Linked DNA regions of Homo sapiens: region 2 is linked to region 1. A link is an interaction called in ENCODE POLR2A ChIA-PET data of the cell type or tissue named here. Cell type or tissue: PC-3. All regions are shown on one strand. Links, peaks and the distances in the headings refer to the core of each region. The heading gives the core; the rest is flanking DNA. Region 1 overlaps ADGRV1 (adhesion G protein-coupled receptor V1). Region 2 overlaps ARRDC3-AS1 (ARRDC3 antisense RNA 1).

Region 1 (10,809 bases), core at 3,346-7,345:
CTATTGTGACTTTGAAGATGAGGCAGTTCTATTAAAGGTTCTGCAGTGGTTTGAATGTTTGTATCTTCCCAAAATTTACATGTTGAAATCCTAACCCCCAACGTGATGGTATTAGGAGGAAGGGCTTTGGGGGAGTGATTAGGTCATGAGAGCAGAGCCCTTATGAATGGGATTAGAACTCTTATAAAAGAAGCCCAAGACAGGCCCTTGCCTTCCTGACAAGGGAGGTTATAGCAAAAAGATGGCTGTCTATAAACCAACATGGGATCCTTCTGCCAGTGCCTTGATATTGAACTTCCCAGCCTCCAGAACCAAGAGAAATAAGTGTCTATTATTTACATGCTACCTGGTCTATGGTATTTTGTTATAGTATCCCAAATGGACTAAGACAGGCTCCTAACATGTTACTTCAATATCCAGGCAGCAGTAAATAGCATCCTCATGATTTTTTGCCCCATACTTTCCTCTTCAGCAAAGAGGGACTAGATCTTTTTTATGCTTCTTTATTATTTCTACAAAACACAAAAGATTAACTGATGTGCCTAAAAAAGGTTTTAAGTTGCTTATAAAGTTGCTCAACATAAAAAAATTAAAAATGAGAGAAATGAGGCAAAAAAGAAATAAACTAGGATTGAACTAGGAGTGGGGTATCAAAATGCTATCTGCTAATAATAGGTTATACATTCATCCCGGTTTGCTCTCTTTAGCAGCTGTTTCAGAGTCTTTGTCTCTCTCTCTCTCTCTCTCTCTCTCTCTCTCACACACACACACACACACACACACACACACAAACACACACAGAGTAGTTGAAATGAAGCACAACTTTCAGTATGAAAGCAGCAGGGCTATTGTGCCATATAATGGACAAAATTCTTGATCTTATGCTAACGGAAAACCCACTACTGACTTCTACATGACTGCTATTCATTATTCATTCATTGTATATGCATTTATTAAGCAGTAACTATGTGCATGCTATTTGCTATGCTCTGGACATACAGTGATGAATAAGACATGCTTCCTGAGCTGGAGATCAGAGTTTGGTATGGAGAAGAGGCTCACACTATGCAGTAACTTAGACAGTGTTTTAAATGTGATAGCAAAACCACCTGGAGTTTGGCTGGAGCGCAAGGAAAGGAGTGAATTATTATGTGCAGGGAAGTTAAGACAGTGAAATCTTATTTGCCAAGAACGAGATGAGATTAGAATCAAGAAGGACATTTGTTACTTTAACAATATGAAAATGAATTGGACAGTCTTGGGAGAACTATATTCTCTTTCTGGACAATGGCAAAGAAAAGAAACGCTCAAAAATTTCTCAACTTTGTTTCCTGTTGGTTCAGGAATCATCTGTGCACTTAAAAAGGGAAGCAGGGCTTGAGATTTTCAGGAAGATAACAATTATGATTAATCTTTGTTTCTCTGGGGCCATAAAACTTTCAAGGTCAAGGATTTGTATATGTGCTCTGATTCTGAGGGGTAGGGACCACAATTAATAAACACATAGAATTAAAATAAAGGCTTGAGGGTCCAAAGATACAAGGACTGTGCATTTTACTAATTTTAGAAAAAGGGCCTAGAGAGACTGAGTGACATATATCATTTTGTAACCCCTCCAATAAAGACTGTGTGAAGGGTGATTGCAGAGGAAAGCCCAAGAGAGCTGTAATATAAGGATTTCAAAAGAACCCCAGACAGTTTAGCAATCAGAGCTACATTAGGAAGGAAGCAGTGATTAAACCAATGTTCCCTTTGGAGGTCCCTTCAACCCAATGAAAATGACAAGGAATGAACCATAAGATCAAAGCTGAGTGGAGGGGCCTTAGGAAGTGTAGTAGAGGTAAAATAATTCACCACGCCCTGAAAAATTCCACTTTCCTTTATTAGCCTGCAATGAATCAAAACTTAACAGCTGAAGAAAGCATTAATATTGAGTAGATCAGCAAACTGAAGAATACTATAGAAGCATGTTTCTGGGGGGAGGAGAGGCCTTTGATACTGTTTATTCCCTGACTTTTTTAATCTAAATTTGCCCTTTATTGATACAGAAAAGTTTCTCTTAAACTACAACTGGACTGTGACATAGACATCTTTAACAAGCCTCAGGATACTTAAAATGCTAGGTCTAGGCTGGGCGTGGTGGCTCACACTTGTAATCCCAGCACTTTGGGAGGCCAAGGCGGGTGGATCACCTGAGGTCAGGAATTCGAGACCAGCCTGACCAAGGTGGTGAGACCTGTCTCTACTAAAAATCCAAAAATTAGCCAGGCGTGGTGGTGGGGGCCTGTAATACCAGCTACTCGGGAGGCTGAGGCACGATAATCATTTGAGCCCGGGAGGTGGAGGCTGCAGTGAGCTGAGATCACTGTGCCACTGCACTCCAGCCTGGGCGACAGAGCAAAATTCTGTCAAAAAAAAAAAAAAAGAAATATGCAGAGGTTTTCATTTTTTTCAGTGCTATCAACAAAACAGTGCTATTAACAAAACACTACAATCCATTCAGTAAATGCTACTACAAAGCAATTTTGGAAAGTTAGATTCTAAAATACACTTTTTTTTTTTTTTAGAAGAAATGTTCAAGAAAACATGGAAGGTATCAGGCTATCACACAACCTAAGATTTGATGTCTTATTTCTTGTAGCTCCCTTTCTTCAATCCTTATAAAAACTCACTGCAGAGACCCTAATGTTAAGGCTTATATTTGCTTAAAGTTCAAAGTGGAGCACTGCCTCTAGATTAACTATTGAAAAGAAAAAGAAAAGGAGATTAATTTTAAAAAAGAAAAACCAATAAGTTTGTTCTCTAGTTTTGGCTGTAATAATTATTAAATAAATAGTGCCAAAATACAGATCAAATAAAGTCACAAGTGGTCTTCAGTCTATGGTTAGCTAAAATGAATATCGTAAACAGGATATTCTTCCACCTTTTATATGAAAGAAGTTTTTATATAGCAAACATAAGGTGAATTGTTAATGACATCAGAGTGAGGTTCTCATCATTGTAAAAAAGTCCACTTACATAAACAAGGATGCCAAATATAGATGCTCATTGGGATGTAACCCCATTTTAAGTCAAAAATATCCTAAGTAGATCAAGACCATCCTGGCTAACGTCGTGAAACCCCATCTCTACTAAAAATACAAAAAAATTAGCTGGGCATGGTGGCGGGCACCTGTGGTTCCAGCTACTCGGGAGGCTGAGGCAGGAGAATGGCATGAACCCGGCAGGTGGTGCTTGCAGTGAGCCGAGATCGCGCCACTGCACTCCAGCCTGGGCGACAGAGTGAGACTCTTCCTCAAAAAAAAAAAAAAAAAAAAAAAAAAATCCTAAGTCAAAATGCATTTAATACCCCTAACCTACTGAACATTATAGCTTAGCCTAGCCTACCTTAAATATGCTCAGAAAACTTACGTTAGCCTACAGTTGAACAAAGTAATCTAACACAAGCGTATTTAATAATAAAGTGTTTTATATCTCATGTAATTTATTAAATACTATACTGAAAGTGAAAGAATGATTGTATGGGTACTCAAAGTACAGTTTCTACTGAATATATATTGCTTTTGTATCATTCTAAAGTTGGAAAACTGTTTAGTTGAATTATTGTGAATCAGGGACTTCCTGTATAATATTTAGAAGTTGAATATATTTAAAACATGCATATAATCAGTATCTTCAGTTTATGGGATGAAATTCATACATTTAAAAGTCTGGGTGCCATAAGGAGCCTTTTAGGGTTTTTGGATTCTGTATCTCATGTTGTGCTAAGTTTATATGCAATCTTTAGTTTAATCTTCACAAGAAATCCATAAGACAAGCATTAATTTTAATCTCCATTCCTTCCTGACTATTGAGCATTGGCTATAGGTCAGAAAATGTTCGAGGCTCCAGGGTTAGAGAAGTGAACAACCGCAGCTGCAAAAAGTCCTTGCCCTCCTGGAGCTTACATTCTAGTGGATATCACTTTGTCTGGATCCTTTTGAAATATTTAATTTTATTTTTCAAGACAGGGTCTCACTCCATCACCCAGGCTGGAATGCAGCAGTACAACTGCATCTCACTGCAGCCTCAACCTTCTGGGCTCAAGCAATCCTCCCACCTCAGCTCCTGAGTACCTGGAACCACAGGCACACACCACCATGCCTGGCTAATTTTTAATTTATTTTGTAGAGCCAGGGTCTCTCTATGTTGCCAAGGGTGGTCTTGAACTCCTGGGTTCAAGCAATCCTCCTACCTCAGCCTCCCAAATTCTTTTTAGTCTAACCTTGTTCAGAGCTAAGTTATTAGAAAGACTTTTTTAAAAAACAAAAAACTGTCTTTTAAACCCAAGCCAGAATCCAACACAGATACCTGAAATACAGAAAATATGAAAATGCATACAAATAAATACATACTATACCTGATATTGATAATGATATCAACAATGCCATGATGGAAAAATAAAATAGGATAAGGACATTGTGAAGTGCTGAGAATTGTTAATTTTATATGAAAGGGTCAGAGGCACAAAGTACACTATTTAGAAGCCAAACTGAGATTTGAGATTTCCTACTACCAAATCAGGGAGCTAGACCGCTGATGTCTCTTTCAGAACAACGGGAAAAGATATACTGAATTAATATTGCAGTGTTCTTATTAACATGCTGTTGTTTCAAGCAAATTAATGCTAGTCCTCAAATGTCAAGATACCACCCAAGGAATACCTTATCCAACTGGAAAAGAGTCCTAATGCTTTATTTCCAAAAAATGTAGACCCTTAGTGTCAGCACAAGTACCCAGATTGGTATAGTTAATTATTTTTCTAATTCCTTACCAGCAGGATCTGGAGGAGGACATCTGGAATTCTCCCTGGCAGGCCCGCACATGACTCATGTCAGAGGAACAGTTGCATTAGATAACTGATAAGTCTGTAAATTTTTATGAGGTGTTTCCAAACCTCACATACAGTTGTCCCTCAGTATTTGTGGTGCATTGATTCCAGGGCCTCCTGCAGATACCAAAATCTAAGGATGCTCAAGCCCTAAAGTTGGCCCTGTGGAACCCGTAGCACTGTATTGTCATTCTTGCTTACAACCAGTTTGTTTCTTTCATCTAAAGCACTCCCCCTTCAAAAATAATCAAGATACACTGGTTATGTGAGCTTTATATTTGTCTGAGATTGCCATTTTTCTTATGAAAATTCATTTCATTTGGTTATAGTCATCCCTTAAATCCCAGTGTTTGCCTAAACACAAGCTATCCAGAATTACATTGAGTGATAATATTTGTCTTGATTTTGAATTAATATAAAGGGCAACAAGTGTCCAGGTATGGCCATTTAGTGTAAAATTCGTGTATTTAGTTAAGTATTTAATCATTTATTCCAAATGGGCTAACTTGTTCCAAGTAGATCACCATATGGAAAGTTTTAAGACTTTTTTTAAAATGCTGAAATAATCTGCTGTTATCCTAACTGTAAGGTCCACTGAGCCTAGACTTAACTATTTCAAAAGAATGAAGTAGACATCCTGGATCATCAGACAATGCATTTAAACAGAGACTTGGCCTGACAAATCCATAAACAAACATGTGAATTTATGGGGATAAACCAGTGACAAATCCATAAACAAACACAAGCTTTATGAGAATAAACCAGTGCTGTGTCACATAAACTCTAGGGTAAAGGAGAAAGGTTTACTAGTTTACCTAGAAATTATTCTTAAATCTTTAAACCATATCACTTTTTAAGATATATTTTGTTAACATGGATAATTATCAATTGGTTCAGTTCAGTGGTCTTGGTTTATTTTTTTTTTTTAAGGAAAAGCAGAATGCATGATAAATATAGGCTGCAATATGAAAGTCACACCAATAGGCCTGGGTTTTTAGATAAATTGGTTATAATCCGGTCACCATCACCCATCTACAGGTGACTTAATGGAATTGTAGGCAAAGTAACTAGAGTCAAATAAACTTCTGTTAGTGTTGCCTAACTACTGAAGATGCAAAAAAAGCTGTATCTTTTTTGCGACTTTCATTTATTTAAGTCACTTTACAAAAATTGATAGATCTTGCTGTTAAACTGGAAGTTTTGATCAAGAACCTAAGGCATCAGGTATCGAAGTAAGCTGGAAGACAGAAAGCATCAGAGCAACTTGTGAAACTACGTGGCTGAGAACAGGCTAGATATCTTTACATGTCAAAGGAAAGAGAGAAAGAAAGTCAGAAAGAGAGAAAGAAAGTTTAGAAAAGGAAAGGATTAGTTTTATTTATTTATTTTTTTGGCATGCACTTGTATAGGAAAAAGAGAGAACAAGATACCTACAATTGTGCTATGTAGAAGTAACTGTGTGTCCCCTGGAGCTGAGGGGAAGGGATGAAGAGTTCTGGTTTTGACCCTCTTTGGAAAATCTCCAGTGTGAGAGAGAGGCTGGCTTGCTACTCTAGCAGCAGGCTAGAAAAAGAGGTGGTTAGGTTGGGTAAACTTGCACTTCAAAAGTTTATTGGGCCAAAGTGTTGCACAGATTTATCTGGTACATTGCACAAGAGAAAGCTAGAATAATATGATCCTAGTTCTTGTCTGATAGAACCTTCTGGAAGGGCCATTAGGCCTCAGCAGAGACAGGCAGAAGGTACTGAGTTGCTAGAGATTGTGCAAATCATAAGCAACTGTCCAGAGGATGGCAGCCAACTTATGACAGTACCAATCAAATAAATGTGCCAGTATTTTCCTGCCTCTCTTCCATATTCTTCCTCCCCATGTTCCAACCCAGAAGAGACAGAAATAAAGATTAATTAGCAGAAGTGTAAAGAGGCAGGGAAAAAGAGGCTAACCACACGCTCTTCCCTATTCATAAACTTTATGCCTTAGTAAGTCCTTGCTGTTGGAAGGATAGTAGTTTTAACTAAATAAAGTTAGCTACTTTGACAATCCCATGGGACTAGATTTTTAAATAATTGCGTCAAGACTATCTTTGTGATTTACAGTAATCACAAGGCTTTCTATTTCCAAAGAATTATTAGAGGTTTCAAGAAGTTTTCTAAGGTTTTATTCAGTGGCAGAAGACTTCTTTCATTGAATAAATTATAAAGAAACAACCAGTGACAAAATAGTATCACTTTATGATTAGACCTCATGAATCCTAACACATTAGTCACACTGTGATGGTTAATACTGAGTGTCAACTTGTTTGAAGGATCAAAGTATTGTTATTGGGTGTGTCTGTGAGGGTGTTGCCAAAGGAGATCAACATTTGAGTCAGTGGACTGGGAAAGGCAGACCCTAACCTTCATCTGGGTGGGCACAATCTAATCAGCTGCCAGCATAGCCAGAATAAAAGCAGGCAGAAGAACATGGAAAGATGAGACTGGCTTAGCCTCCGAGCCTACATCTTTCTCCCATGCTGGATGCTTCCTATCTTCAAACATCAGACTCCAAGTTCTTCAGCTTTGGGACTTGGACTGGCTTCGTTGCTCCTCAGCTTGCATACAGCCTATTGTGGGACCTCATCTTGTGAACATGTGAGTTAATACTCCTTAACAAACTTCTCTTTATACACACATCTATCCTCACAGTTCTGTCCCTCCCTCTAGAGAACTCTAATACATACATGTAAAGAGAAAAATTATGGAAAAATAAAGGATATTATCTTTTTTATAACAATAAGGGAACTGTTTGACTAAGAAATTTGTTCACAGTTACTAGGCGTGGCAACTAGAGCGCAAATTCAGATCTTTGAACTCCCAGATCAGTACTATTTTATTCTACAATAGTCACCACATTGTTTTTCATAGTGGTTGTACTAGTTTACATTCCCACCAGTAGTTTAGAAGTGTTCCTGTTCACTGCATCCACGCCGGTATCTATTATTTTTTGACTTTTTGATCATGGCCATTCTTCTAGGAGTAAGGTGGTATTGCATTGTGGTTTTGGTTTGCATTTCCCGGATCATTAGTGATGCTGAGCATTTTTTCATATGTTTGTTGGCCACTTGTATATCTTCTTTTGAGAATTGTCTATTCATGTCCTTAGCCCACTTTTGGATGGGATTGTTTGTCTTTTCTTGCTAATTTGTTTGAGTTTGTTGTAGATTTTGGATATTAGTCCTTGGTGAGATGTATAGATGGTGAAGATTTTCTCCCACTCTGTGGGATGTCTGTTTACTCCACTGATTGTTCCTTCTGCCATGCAAAAGCTCTTTAGTTTAATTAAGTCCCAGCTGTTCGTCTTTGTTCTTACTGCATTTGCTTTTGGTTCTTGGTCATGAAATCCTTGCCTGAGCCAATGCGTAGAAGGGGTTTTCCAACGTTAGTTATCTTCTAGAATTTTTATAGTTTCAAGTCTTACATTTAAGTCCTTAACCCATCTTGAGTTTATTTCTATATAAGGTGAGAGATGAGGATCCTGTTTCATCCTCCTACATGTGACTTGCCAATTATCCCAGCACCATTTGTTGAATAGGGTATCTTTCCTCACTTTATGTTTTTGCTTGCTTTGTCACAGATCAGTTGGCTGTATTTGACTTTATTTCTAGGTTCTCTATTCTGTTCCATTGGTCTATGTGCCTATTTTTATACCAGTATCATGCTGTTTTGGTGACAATGGCCTTATATCATAGCTTGAAATCAGGTAATGTGATGCCTCCAGATTTGTTCTTTTTGCTTAGTCTTGCTTTGGCTCTGCAGGCTCTTTTTTGATTCCATATGAATTTTAGGATTGTTTTTTCTAGTTCTGTGAAGAATGATGATGATATTTTGTTGGGAATTGTGGTGAATTTATAGATTGCTTTTGGCAATATGGTCATTTTCACAACATTTATTCTACCCATCCATGAGCATGGGATGCGTTTCCATTTGTTTGTGTTGTCTATGATTTCTTTCAGCAGTGTTTTGTAGTTTTCCTTCTAGAGGTCTTTCACCTCCTTAGTGTATTCCTAAGTATTTTATTTTTTTGCAGCTATTATAAGAGGTGTTGAGTTCTTGACTTGATTCTCAGCTTGGTCGCTGTTGGTGTATAGAAGAGCTACTGATTTGTGTACATTAATTTTGTATCCAGAAACTTTGCTGAATTCTTTTATCGGTTCTAGAAACTTTCTGGAGGAGTCTTTAGGGTTTTCTAGGTAAACAATCATATAATCAGTAAACAGCAACAGTTTGACCTCCTCTTTACTGATTTGGATGCCCTTATTTCTTTCTCTTGTCTGATTGCTCTGGCTAGGACTTCCAGTACTAAGTTGAAGAAAAGTAGTGAGAGTGGGCGTCCTTGTCTTATTGCAGTTCTCAACTTTTCCCCATTCAGTGTTATGTTGGCTGTGGGTTTGTCATAGATGGCTTTTATTACCTTGAGGTATGTCCCTTGTATGCCAATTTTGCTGAGAGTTTTAATCATAAAGGAATGCTGGATTTTGTCAAATGCTTTTTCTGCATCTGTTGAGGGGATCATGTGATTTTTGTTTTTAATTCTGCTTATGTGGCATACCACATTTATTGACTTGCATATGTTAAACCATCCCTGCATGCCTGGTATGAAACCTACTTGATCATGGTGGATTATATTTTTGATATGTTGTTGGATTCCGTTAGCCAGTATTTTGTTGAGGATTTTTGCATGTATGTTCATCAGGGATATTGGTCCGTAGTCTTCTTTTTTGGTTATGTCCTTTCCTGGTCTTGGTATCAGGGTGACACTGGCTTCATAGAATGATTTAGGGAGGATTCCCTCTTTCTCTATCTTGTGGAATAGTGTCAACAGTAATGGTGCCAATTCTTCTTTTTGAATGTCTGGTATAATTTGCTCATTTTTATCTTTGCTCAGGCTGTGTTTCATGCATGGAATGTTCTCTTCTCCTTCCAAATTACCTAATAAAATGCTTTTCATCCTTTAATGCTTGGCAAAGCATCACTCTCTTCTTGTGTTCTCAACCACCCACAATAATCTTCCTACATCTGAATTTCTTTAGAAACTAATGATTTACTGATATGTACTGATTTCTTACAGGTTTTTTGTCTTGTTGCTCTAAACAGACTATAAACTTTTCAAGAACAGAACTTTATGCATTTTTGTATCCAGCTCAATGCTAAGCATACTGGTACATAACAAGGGTTCAAGAAAGAAGAAACATTTATTCTTTTATCTTTAAAGTACTGACAGCGTGTACCTAAATAAAATTTCAAAAGGCAAAGTCAATTCATTTTTGTTTGACATTATTGAAATAACAGTATCAAAGCAAGTGCAATTCTGCTGTGGGTTAGGAGGTCTTCCATTTTACTGACATTCTCCATTTTTACTTAACCCACTTAAACAACCTTTGGCTATTTTACCCTGTGGTATGTGGTAAAGCAAGGCAACAGCTCTAACATTTCATTGTTGAATGATTCAAAATTGAAAATGAGAAAGTTCTTTTAATAGCAATACTGAAAAAAATGCACACAAGTGATTACTACTTAAAAAAGTGACTTTTTCTTGACCAGTGATAGAAAGTATTATCATTTTTGTGTGTAGAGAACTGTCTTAAATCTTTAAACTTGTACTATTTTTTTCAGTTTCAAGTGTATGTTTTACTTCATTTATACTGAAAATATAACTGACTTTGAGAAGTCAAACTAAAATATCAGGCTTATGTTGTGAATCACTGCAGACAATCTTAAGTGTTTCATATGAGCTTAGTGTTCAATTCAGTGCAAGCACAGCCTAAACCAAGATCTAATTTATCTTGTAGTAATTGTGATTATTTTGTGCTCTGGAGAGTTCTGATAGAGAGATTCATGCATCTACAGAAATGCATTCTAATATAAATATCTTTCTATAATAATTTCTTCATTCATTCTCCA
Region 2 (10,809 bases), core at 4,066-8,065, 370 kb before region 1:
GGAAAGATACAGAAAGTATTAAAAAAGATGATAGCAAGTGCAAAATCCTTTTGTGAGAAAGAACTTGATCTAGCTTTCAAAACTGCCAGCATGACCAACAGATATAAGGCAGAATGGAAATGGGGTCAGAGACAGAAGCAGGTGCAGGTCATGTAAAGCTTTAAGAACATGAAGATAAAATTAGAGAGTTAAAAAAATTAGAGTTGAGGCTGACTCCCAATTTTCTGATTATAAAGGATTGATGGTTACATGTAATTTGCAGAGAAAATGGAGACTGAGGAAAAGACAAGTTTGGGTCTATAATCTAAAATTTTACTGGTATATATTAGCTTGAGGTATGTACAAAAGCCCTAGTGGGAATGTCAAAAAGGCATGTAGGTATATGCATCTGGAGTTCAGAGGAGAGGTTTTGACTGAAGAAATACTTTGGGAGATTACTTAGCCTATAGGAATACTTTAGGGGAATCTTTAGCCTACAGGATTGCAGGTTCTGAGATTATCAGGGAAGAGTGCTACATTGTTCAATGAATATTTGCTGAATGAATAAATGAACAACTCATTTAAAATGTAAGTCATAAGAAAGAGAGACAAAATTTAAATCTTGACTGTGCCACTTGTAAGCTGTATGACCTTCTGTAAATCACTTAACAACAGTGAGCTCAATTTTCTCATCTGTGAAAAGGGAAACAATAATAACCAGCTCGCTTGGTTGGTTTTAGGATTAATGAAATTACAGTTATAAAGTGCTTAACAGTGAATGGCACACAACAGCCTCCAGTAGATGTTAACTTTCCTCCACTTGACTTCCACAATACCCAGTGCTGTAGGTGAAACTTCCTACTGCACCTTTACCAAGCAGCTCCTCTCCCCTTCTGCCTTTCTCCCTCCTTTCCTTTGCTTCCTTCCGTTACTGACTTGTGCGTGCTCTCTCTTTATCTTTCTGTGTGTGTGTGTGTGTGTGTGTGTGTGTGTGTGTGTGTGTGTGTGTATGTGTATGTGTCTTTCTGTTAAAACCCATTGAGTGCCTGCTACCTATATGTATAATGCTTCTCTTGGACACTGAAGATACAGCAGTGAACAAAAGTGTAGTAGCACAGAACACAAGCAATCTTGTGGTTTACATTACCCTAAAAATAGAATTAAACCAAAGACCCACTTAATCTAATTAACAATGATAAAAGTGAGTCACTACAAAAGAAAAAAAAATGACTTAAAAGCAGCCATAAAGAATGAAATCTTGTCCTTTGCAGCAACATGGATGGATCTGGAGGCCATTATCCTAAGAGAATGATCTCAGAAAACAGAAAACCAAATACCACATGTTCTGACTTATAAGTGAGAGCTAAACAATGGGTACACATGGACATAAAGATGGAAAGAATAGACACTGGGGACTCCAAAAGGAAGGAGGGTAGGACGGGAGCAAGGATTGAAAAAGTTACCTATCAGGTACAATGCTCACTATTTGGATAATGGGTACGCTAGAAGCCCAATCCCCACCACTACAAAACATGCGCATATAACAGACACATGTACCCCAGAATCTAAAATAAAATAATTTATTTTTTTAAATTGTCAGTAAAAAGAAGAGAAGCAAAGAAGTTTCCACTAGTTTCTAGAGAGGTAACTAAAAAATTCCACCAATATGAACTCTTCCCTCCCTTGGCATTTTGTTTACCCCATGCTGTGCCCCACCGAGTTGCTTCCTGGATTGTGAAAAGAAGCTCTAAGGAAAGAACGAGGAAGTATACAACTTAATGCAGAGCAACAATCACAGAAGCACTTTAATCAGGAGACACAGGAAACTTTTATCTTGAAAAGCTGAAAAGAAAAAGACTAAAAAAAGTGTTAATCCAGTTTTTCTGTCATAGCTTAATATGAGCAATTGCAATCATTCTGTTAAAATAAACGGCTTTCTCACAAAACTTGAGCATTTATGTCCTTAACCTCTTAGACACTTGTCCAGCAGTAAAGCTGGGACAACACTTCCCATTGGAAAGATGGTTGCGGAAATTCATTGAGGCCATCCACTGAAAGCATCTAGAACAGCCCTGGGTACAAAGCAGACAATTTTTTTTTATTATTATTATACTTTAAGTTCTAGGGTACATGTGTACAACGTGCAGGTTTGTTACATATGTATACATGTGTACACGTGTACAACAGCACATGTTGGTGTGCTGCACCCATTAACTCATCATTTACATTAGGTGTATCTCCTAATGCTATCCCTCCCACCTTCCCCCACCCCACGACAGGCCCCGGTGTGTGATGTTCCCCACCCTGTGTCCAAGTGTTCTCATTGTTCAATTCCCACCTATGAGTGAGAGCATGTAGTGTTTGGTTTTCTGTCCTTGCGATAGTTTTCTCAGAATGATGGTTTCCGGCTTCATCCATGTCCCTACAAAAGACATGAACTCATCCTTTTTTATGGCTGTATAGTATTCCATGGTGTATATGTGCCATATTTTCTTAATCCAGTCTATCATTGATGGACATTTGGGTTGGTTCCAAGTCTTTGCTATTGCAAAGCAGACAATTAACAATGTCACTACCAGCTCCTTCCCCTCTCCCTCTTGCATTTTTAAAATAAATTCTGATATTCACACACACACACGCACCCCTAGCTCAATCTTTTACAGAATTGTGAAAAAATAAATTTAGATTTTATTGAGCACGTCTAATTTCTTTTGGGGAAAGAGTCTTCTCTTGTATTAAGAAAAAGATAGCAGATTTATGTCTATAATGCTTTCATAAATAAATCAAATGCAAGTATAAAAGAACCTACTCAAGACTGAAATTCTGTCATATAACAATAGGTAACATAACAGAAATCTGTCTTTGATTTGTCTTCTCAAGTTCTGGAAATCAACATTTTAAATAATTTTATTTATTAATAGTGTTTATTGGAAAGTGCAGAGTAATTCACTTCTTAGTCATAAAAGAGAAGCTGAAAAGTTGATATTTGGCCACCAGATGGCGCCAAACCCCTAAATATTTTTGTGCCAGGCATTCAAAGCGCTCAAAAGTTAATTTAGAGCTAAAGGTTAGGCACTTGTTTATTGACTTTTATGCTTATATGTACAGCCATCTTGGAGAATCATAAAAAATAATTTCCCACAGATCACGACTCCTTTATGTGACCCTACCACATTCTTGCTTTGCTGTTGTCATTCTAATATATCTAGTTGAAAAAGTACTTTTCACCACCAGACCCTCACCACATAAGCTTAGTGAAGAATTTATTCATTAAACATTAAACCATGAATGATAAAAAAGTGTTAAATAAAATTTCTCCCAGCTCTCAAGTTTTAGTTATTTTAAATCCAAAACAACCCTGTAAAAACTGATTCAAACCAGCTTTCTAGGATCATTAAAGTTTGGGATAGAAAGTAAAACTGTTTCAGATGTATTAACGGGACATGGAAATTTCATTCTTAAGTACTGTGCATAGCTGCTTCTTTCCAAAGAAGTTACCCTTCATATGTGTCTTCTTCTCAACCTGCCAATCTCAGTACTGTGTATTTTTAAATCTGTTCTACATGTTTCTGGATGATACTATAAGATTTTGAGTTGTCATCTCATTGAAATGATTTCATTTTCAACATTCTATTTTTTATTTTTAAATGTAGGATACAGAATATACTGAAATTATAGATATTTGACATTTTAAGTTAATAAGTTAGAAATAATCAAAAAGAATATTAGAAATTTTCATTAAGAATTGAAACATATCAATATTGATAGGTTATGCAGTTATAATCTACAACTTCCAAAACCTCAGAAAATTAAAAAACAAAAGTTTATTTCTTGCTCACACTCCAACTTCACTGCAGGTCATTTTGGGCTCCTCCACATCAAACTCACTCTAGGAACCCAACTAAGGGGTCAGTCACCAACTGGAATATTCCTAGTTTCTATAACACAGAAGAAAAGAGCTAGAAAATACATACTTGCCCAAAAAGCTTCCATCTGGAAGTGACACATCACTTTCACTCACCTCTCTTTGGACAAATTAGTCACATGGGTACACCAAACACCAGTGGACCTGGAAAGTAGAAACCTGGAAATAGATGATGAAGAGTTGCTATAATTCATAAATATTAAATCATTATACCCATATATAACAATGTTTTGGGGCTACTATGATAAAAAAAATTTTATAAGAGTTTCTATGTCCTTACCAAATCTTCTTTGTATTTTCAATCTATGTAGGGTAAAAGATTAAAGAAAATGTAAAAAGTTCTTCTTTTTACAGATATTAAAACTGGAGAGAAAAGACATATTTGAAAAATAAAAATTCTTGGGACAACCAATGCCAGAAATTTTGACAAATATTCTCATAAGTGCTAAAGCAGATGAGTGAGGAAGCACAAGGTGTTAGTTAAAGAGTAACTGAAAGCAAGGAGATTTTATCTGGGTGTCACCAGAAGTGCAGCATTTGTATTGAAGTAGCTGGAGGACATTAGAAAAAACAGACAGACAGACAGGAATAAATGAGGATGTTAAGGAAGAATTTTACAAAATCTCTACTAAGTTTCCCAGATCAGCAAACATTTTCAGAGACAGAGAGAGAGAGAGAGAGAGAGAGAGAGAGAGTGTGTGTGTGTGTGTGTGTGTGTGTTGGAGAGAAGTGGGACGGGTGGGATAGTGGAAAGAAATCAATCCTCAAAGTTGCCAACTCACTTTTCCCAAGGAAAATTTTTTTAAAATTCTTCCATCAACTATCAACTCAATTTTATGAAGAATATTTTATCACAAAAAGCTAAAATAATATTGGAATTTTAATTTTGAATAATTTTAGCTTTATACAACCCTAACTTTATCATGTTACTGTGGACCAGTAAAAACTTTGTCACAAGCCAGTTTCTGTGAATAGCTGACCTGAAATGGAAAGTCCAAATTGAGATTAATAATTTCATCCAGTTGGCAATGAACAACTACTGTACATCTTTAAGTAGAGAGCTGCCTAGAATTGGGGGATGGAGCTGGAAGAAGGAATCTAGAAGAAGTGAGAACTTCCAAAATGACCCTGATGTAACCCTGAAACTTATGGGGACCTAGATTAGGATGCAGACAGAGAAAAAGGAGAGGAGTATTTTAGAAGGAAAACCAAAAGGAAACCTTAAAAATAAGCCTATTTTCCCACTGGAGGAAAGGTTTAGTTTGTTTTGGTTTGGTTTGGTTTTAATGGTTTGTATAACAAACAGAGTTCTTAAATGTCTAACACATCAAAATGGTCCATAGATCTTGAAAAAATGCTACATAAACAAAGATATAATCCAGTAATGAGAAAGAACAGTATTTCAACATCTTCCGCGGGTTAGGGGCTATTACTTAAACCTTCATCTGGTAGACTTGACCCCTGGGGAAGGCAGCAAACTGATCTTGTTTATGTAACTCTGATCTCACTTTTGTTTTTACTTTTATCATGACCCATTCAACCACGCAGCTACATGAAAACAATACTGAGGAACAGCCATGTACTAAAGTATGAGATGGTTATTTGTACCTTTGCAACTCTGAAGAAGGAAAGCATTACTTAGCTTAGACTACAAGTATTTATCAAGAATTATTGAAACTGGCCAGGCGCAGTGGCTCACGCCTGTAATCCCAGCACTTTGGGAGGCCGAGGTGGGTGAATCACCTGAGGTCAGGAGTTCGGGACCAGCCTGGCCAACATAGTGAAACCCCCGTCTCTACTAAAAATATGAAAATTAGTCGGGGTGGTGGCAGGAACCTGTAATCCCAGCTATTCGGGAGGCTGAGGCATGAGAATTGCTTGAACCCAGGAGGCGGGGTTGCAGTGAGCCGAGATCATGCCACTGCACTCCAGCCTGGGCCACAGTGTGAGACTCTGTCTCAAAAAAAAAAAAGAAGAAGAAGAATTTATTAAACTAAGAGCATATTTTATCTGCAAGTAGTTTTAACCTAAGTAAATCACAGTACTTTTCTTTGTAGTAAAATAATACTTTATTTTTCTGGGGAAAAAAACCTTGTCTGCATTAATTAACTTTTAAAACATACTTCTTTATATAGGGCATTCTTCTCCACCGCAAATAAATCAACAGATGGCATCATTTTTTTAAGATGACTAAAAATCCAACATCCAATCAAATTCATTATATTGTTATGCATCATTTTGGAAAATGCCTACTGCCATATGTTTTTAAACAATAACAATAGTAAATTTCCCCTCTGTTTTAAATGTAAAATATTTCAAGCTCACCAAAACATTCAGGGAATAATAGAAATATCCAGGCCAGGAGCAGTGGCTCACGCCTGTAATCCCAGCACTTTGAGAGGCCGAGGCAGACAGATCACCTGAGGTCAGGAATTCGAGACCAGCCTGGCTAACATGGCAAAATTCTGTCTCTACTAAAAATACAAAAATTAGCTGGGCATGGTGGCAGGCGCCTGTAATCCCAGCTACTCGGGAGGCTGGGGCAGGAGAATCACTTGAACTCAGGAGGTGGAGGTTGCAGTGAGCCAAGTTTGCGCCATTGCATTCTAGCTTGGGTGACAAGAGCAAAACTCCTTCTCAAAAAAAAAAAAAAGAAAGAAAGAAAAAAAGAAAAAAAATCTAAGTACCTCCCGTAAGTTTTAAACATAAAACAGAAAATAAAATAATCTGGGCACCTCCACATACACACTAATCAGATTTTTTTTCCCATCCCAGAGATAAATACTATCTCAATTTGATGTGTGTCATTATTATCACACATGCTGTTGTGACTTTGCTACATATGTAAGCATCCATAAGCAATATACAATACTGTCTGGAACATTTTAAAACTTTATATATAGCCTTTCCCATGTTCATTTTTTCACTCAACATAACGTTGAGATTTAGCCACAGGTTGACACATATAACTATGGTTCATTCATATTTTCCATCACATAAAATTTACTTAATCATTCCCCTGTTTAACAATTAGATATTTTTCCATAGTTGTATTATGAACAATGCTGCCATCACTGTCTTGTCCCAATCTTCTTGTATGCACATGCAACACTTTCTCTAAATTCCACATCATCGCCCTGTACAGCCTCTCACCAGCAGTATAAGTTCTTTCTTCTCCTCCACACCAACACATCCTTTTATGAAATTTTCTGATTTCATGCAATCTGATGTGTATGAAATGATGTTGCATAAAGATTTTAATTTCTTTTTTCCTGATTACCAGGGAGATTAAGCATCTTTGCCTCTTCATCTCTTTACCTGTTTCTCTATTGAGTTGATTAAGTTTTTTGTTTGTTTGTTTTTGGAGACAGGGTCTCACTCTGTTGTGCAGGCTGGAGCGCAGTGGCATAATCATAGCTCACTTCAGCCTTGATTTCCCGGGCTCAAGCGGTCCTCCCACCTAAGCCTTTCGAGTAGCTGGGACCACAGGCACAAGCCACTGCCCAGCTAATTTTTCAATTTTTTATAGAGGTGAAGTCTCATTGTGCTGCCCAGGCTGGTCTCAACCTCCTAGGCGCAAGCGATCCTCCAGTCGGCCTCCCAAAGTTCTGGGATTACAGGCATGAGCCACCACACCAGGCCTTTTATTTCTAATTTTGTAGGTATCTCTATATATTTGCAATATCATTTCTTTGAAAGTCAATAATAAGCGCTATAAATATCTCTCTCAATCTATGGCACATATATTTACTTCTTAATGCTTGTCCTTAATGCACATGAAGTAATATTAAAGAATACCCATGTATGTACTCACTGTGCAGATTGCTTTCTTTTGCTTTATGGTGTTTTTTATATCTTGTGTCTTTTTTTTTTCTAAATCACTATTCTGAGGGCATAAAGAATTTTCTTCTAGAATTTTTAAAGCTGTTCTTTCACACTGAAGTCTTTTATACACCTAAAATATATTTTTTTAGTATGATGTTAGGTAAGAATTTAATTTTATTTGTTTCCATGTGGGTGAAGAATTGCCCTGGCATCATTTATAGAATAATGCTCTTTTCCTTGATTTTTATAGCATCTCTTTCATATATCACATTTCTAATACGTGAGCATCTGTTTCCAAGCTCTCTATTCTCTTCCAGCCAGCAGGGAACTTAAAAGAAACAAAGCTTTATCTCACTCTTATCATTCATTATCTAAATTTTTCTGTAAGTTAAATATAAATTACAAGAAACGTTACATCTTCAAAAAGAATGAGAAATGAGCTTGATAAAATAGGTCTATGCTTTATTTTCATCAACTTTTCAGTATAAATTATAATACAAAACTCTGATTTCCTAAGAAATGTTCCACATTCTTATGATCATTTGAGGTTAAAACAATCAATTTGAGATTTTTTTCCTTTTCCTTTTCCTTTTCCGCCTGGGGTGTCAGTCAATGAAATGAACACTTTTCCACAATGGTAAAATCTGCTGAGGAAGAGAAGGGGACAAGCGGGGAAAGAACACACACCACAGTTTGAGTTCATTGCTCACTTTATTTCTTCTGTCTTCTGGTTCTTCTGTTGTTTGTTAGACTTTTTTCCAAAGTGTCTTCCTCAAATGTGATACCCCATTTAAGAGGCTGAATGATGATGTAGTATGGGATCTCCGGAGCCAGATCAGTTTCATCGAGTCCTGGCTCTGTCATTTTCTAGCTGTGAGACCTCGGACATTTACATAACATCTCTGTGCCTCAGTCTCCTCACTGGTCAAGTGTAGATAAAAATGAACCTACCTCACAGGGTTACTGTGAGGAACAAATAAATTGGTATAATTAATATATCTAAGGCACTGAAGAAGTAACGTAACTGTCAATAGATGCTACTCCATTGTCTTCTGGCTGCCTGGGTGGTACTAGAGAACCGATAACCAAATCTGAAATGTTTTCCTATCTAGGACTTGTTCTTTCCGCCTGAAGTCTTACAACATTTTCTATTAATAATTGGCAACAGGAATTTTATCATTATATACTAAGTATGTTTCTCTTCGTGTCTCCAGTCTGGAACTTGGTGAGATATTACCATCTGCAAGCACTTTTTCTTTCTTTTTTTTTTTTTTTGAGACAAGGTCTCTCTCTGTCGTCCAGGCTGCAATGCAATGGCCAAATCTCAGCTCACTGCAACCTCCATTTCCAGGGCTCAAGCAATCCTCCTGCCTCAGCCTCCTGAATAGTTGGGACTACAGGTGTGCACCATGATGCCTGGTTAATTTTTGTATGTTTTGTAGAGACAGCTTCTCACTATGTTGCCTAGGCTGGTCTTGAACTCCTGGGCTCAAGCCATATGCCTGCCTTGGCCTCCCAATGTGCTGGGATTATAGGCATGAGCCACCACTCCCAGCCTTTTTCTTCGTCTTATGGAAACTGTCTTGACTATTTATTATTGGCTTCCTTTTTTCTTCTTCTGGAACTACTATTACTCACATGTTAGGCCTCCTGGACATATTTCCTAAGTATCTCCCCCAGATTTCCATCTTTTTATATTTTTACTCTGTACTTCAAGAAATGTCTTGGTCCTGATTTCTAGACAACTATTTCAGATTTCAACAGTGAGCATAGCATCTCCTCCCCCAGTTCCTCTACTAAATTATTTATTTGGAATTTTTTCTTAGCTCCAGAGAGCCTCTTTTGTGCAACACTTTTATTTCTTTGGGTGCTCTTATTATTTTTGAATTCAAGGTTTCCTTTTTCTTCTCCCAGAAGTTCTATTTCAGTGATTGTTCTGCTGGGTCAGCTCCTCTGGCTCCTGACCCTATTTAAATAGGATGTTATTTTTCCTTTTGGCTCAGTTGGTTCACTTCTGGTTGCTAGAGAACTCTGTATGGCAGTGGTCTTGCAGGATGCAAGGCAAAGATCATGTCAAGGTGGCAAGTGGAGGAGCAGGCAGAAAGCCATTGCCCTTTTGCAGCAACTGAAGGAAGCCACCCTGTTATCTGGCCTCTCAAAGATCTCCCAGCCTCAACAGCAGGGAAGACTCAGCGAACCCATTAAACTCCTTCTTGACTTTTTGGAGGCCAAGGAGACTGAGTATACTTGTGCTGAGCCTGTACTTTCTCCCTGAGACGGCCAAAGTCTCCCCTGGATCCGTGGCTTTCTGGTTCTCCTCTGCCCTCCCAGCCCCAGGGCTTCACAGCTTACCTATACTCTTGTTTTCTGAATTGGGTTTAAGAAAAGCACCTAGACTGGAACTGGGTGTGGAAGTATACCAAAAAATATTCCAGTCACCATCTTCCCAGTATCCCCTTATGTAATTTATAAAAAATAAAAGGAAAAATGCTTTTAAAAAAACATTCACAGAAGTGTACAAGGTAGGATTCTTATGGGGAGGCCAGTTTTGTTATTTCTATCATTTCCAAATATTCTAAAACAAATACATATAATTTTAATAAATAAGAAAGTGTTGGGGCTGGGTGTGGTGGCTCATGCCTATAATGCCAGCACTTTGGGACGCCGAGATAGGTGGATGGCTTTGAGCCCAGGAGTTCGAGACCAGTCTAGGCAACATGGTGAAACCCCATCTCCACTAAAAATACAAAAATTAGCTGGGTGTGGTGGCAAGTGCCTGTAGTCTCAGCTTCTCAGGAGGCTGAGGTGGAAGGATCACCTGAGCCCAGGGAGGTCAAGGCTGCAGTGAGCCAAAATCGCACCACTGCACTCCAGCCTGGGTGACAGTCAGACCGTGTCTCAAAAAAAAAAAAAAAAAAAAAAAAAAAAAAAGAAAGAAAAGAAAGTTTTGTCCTACTATTCATGTTAAAGCCACCAGAAGCTGTTGGTGGCTTAGACCATTTTAAAAATCTAAGTTTATTATTGGCCAAAACATGTCACATGCTTCAAATTATAAATGTTACTATTATGATATATTTCAG

Evidence for each region. ChIA-PET counts read pairs that join two places held together with the same protein. Peaks named below come from ENCODE experiments on the same cell type or tissue, not always from the same donor. Only the 100,000 strongest peaks of a DNase experiment are listed, where the experiment ranks them.
Region 2: POLR2A ChIA-PET joins it to region 1 with 7 read pairs; 2 of 35 experiments call an interaction of 5 or more read pairs at or near these places.

The regions. Positions count from the first base shown.
Region 1 is chr5:91,044,053-91,054,861 of GRCh38, reverse strand. All of the region lies in intron 85 of ADGRV1 (adhesion G protein-coupled receptor V1), which reads right to left. Among named protein-coding and RNA genes, the nearest start is that of LUCAT1, 260 kb to the left of the region's middle. In PC-3, for the core only: a CTCF peak has its summit at 5,917; DNase peaks (open chromatin) are centred at 4,871 and 5,561; H3K4me3 peaks cover 917 bases; H3K27ac peaks cover 2,691 bases.
Region 2 is chr5:91,411,963-91,422,771 of GRCh38, reverse strand. It overlaps ARRDC3-AS1 (ARRDC3 antisense RNA 1), which reads right to left. Exons shown (of 3, transcript NR_027435.1): 2 at 4,001-4,063; 3 at 2,057-3,917. Among named protein-coding and RNA genes, the nearest start is that of ARRDC3, 34 kb to the right of the region's middle. In PC-3, for the core only: no CTCF peak of the experiment used is centred there; no DNase peak of the experiment used is centred there.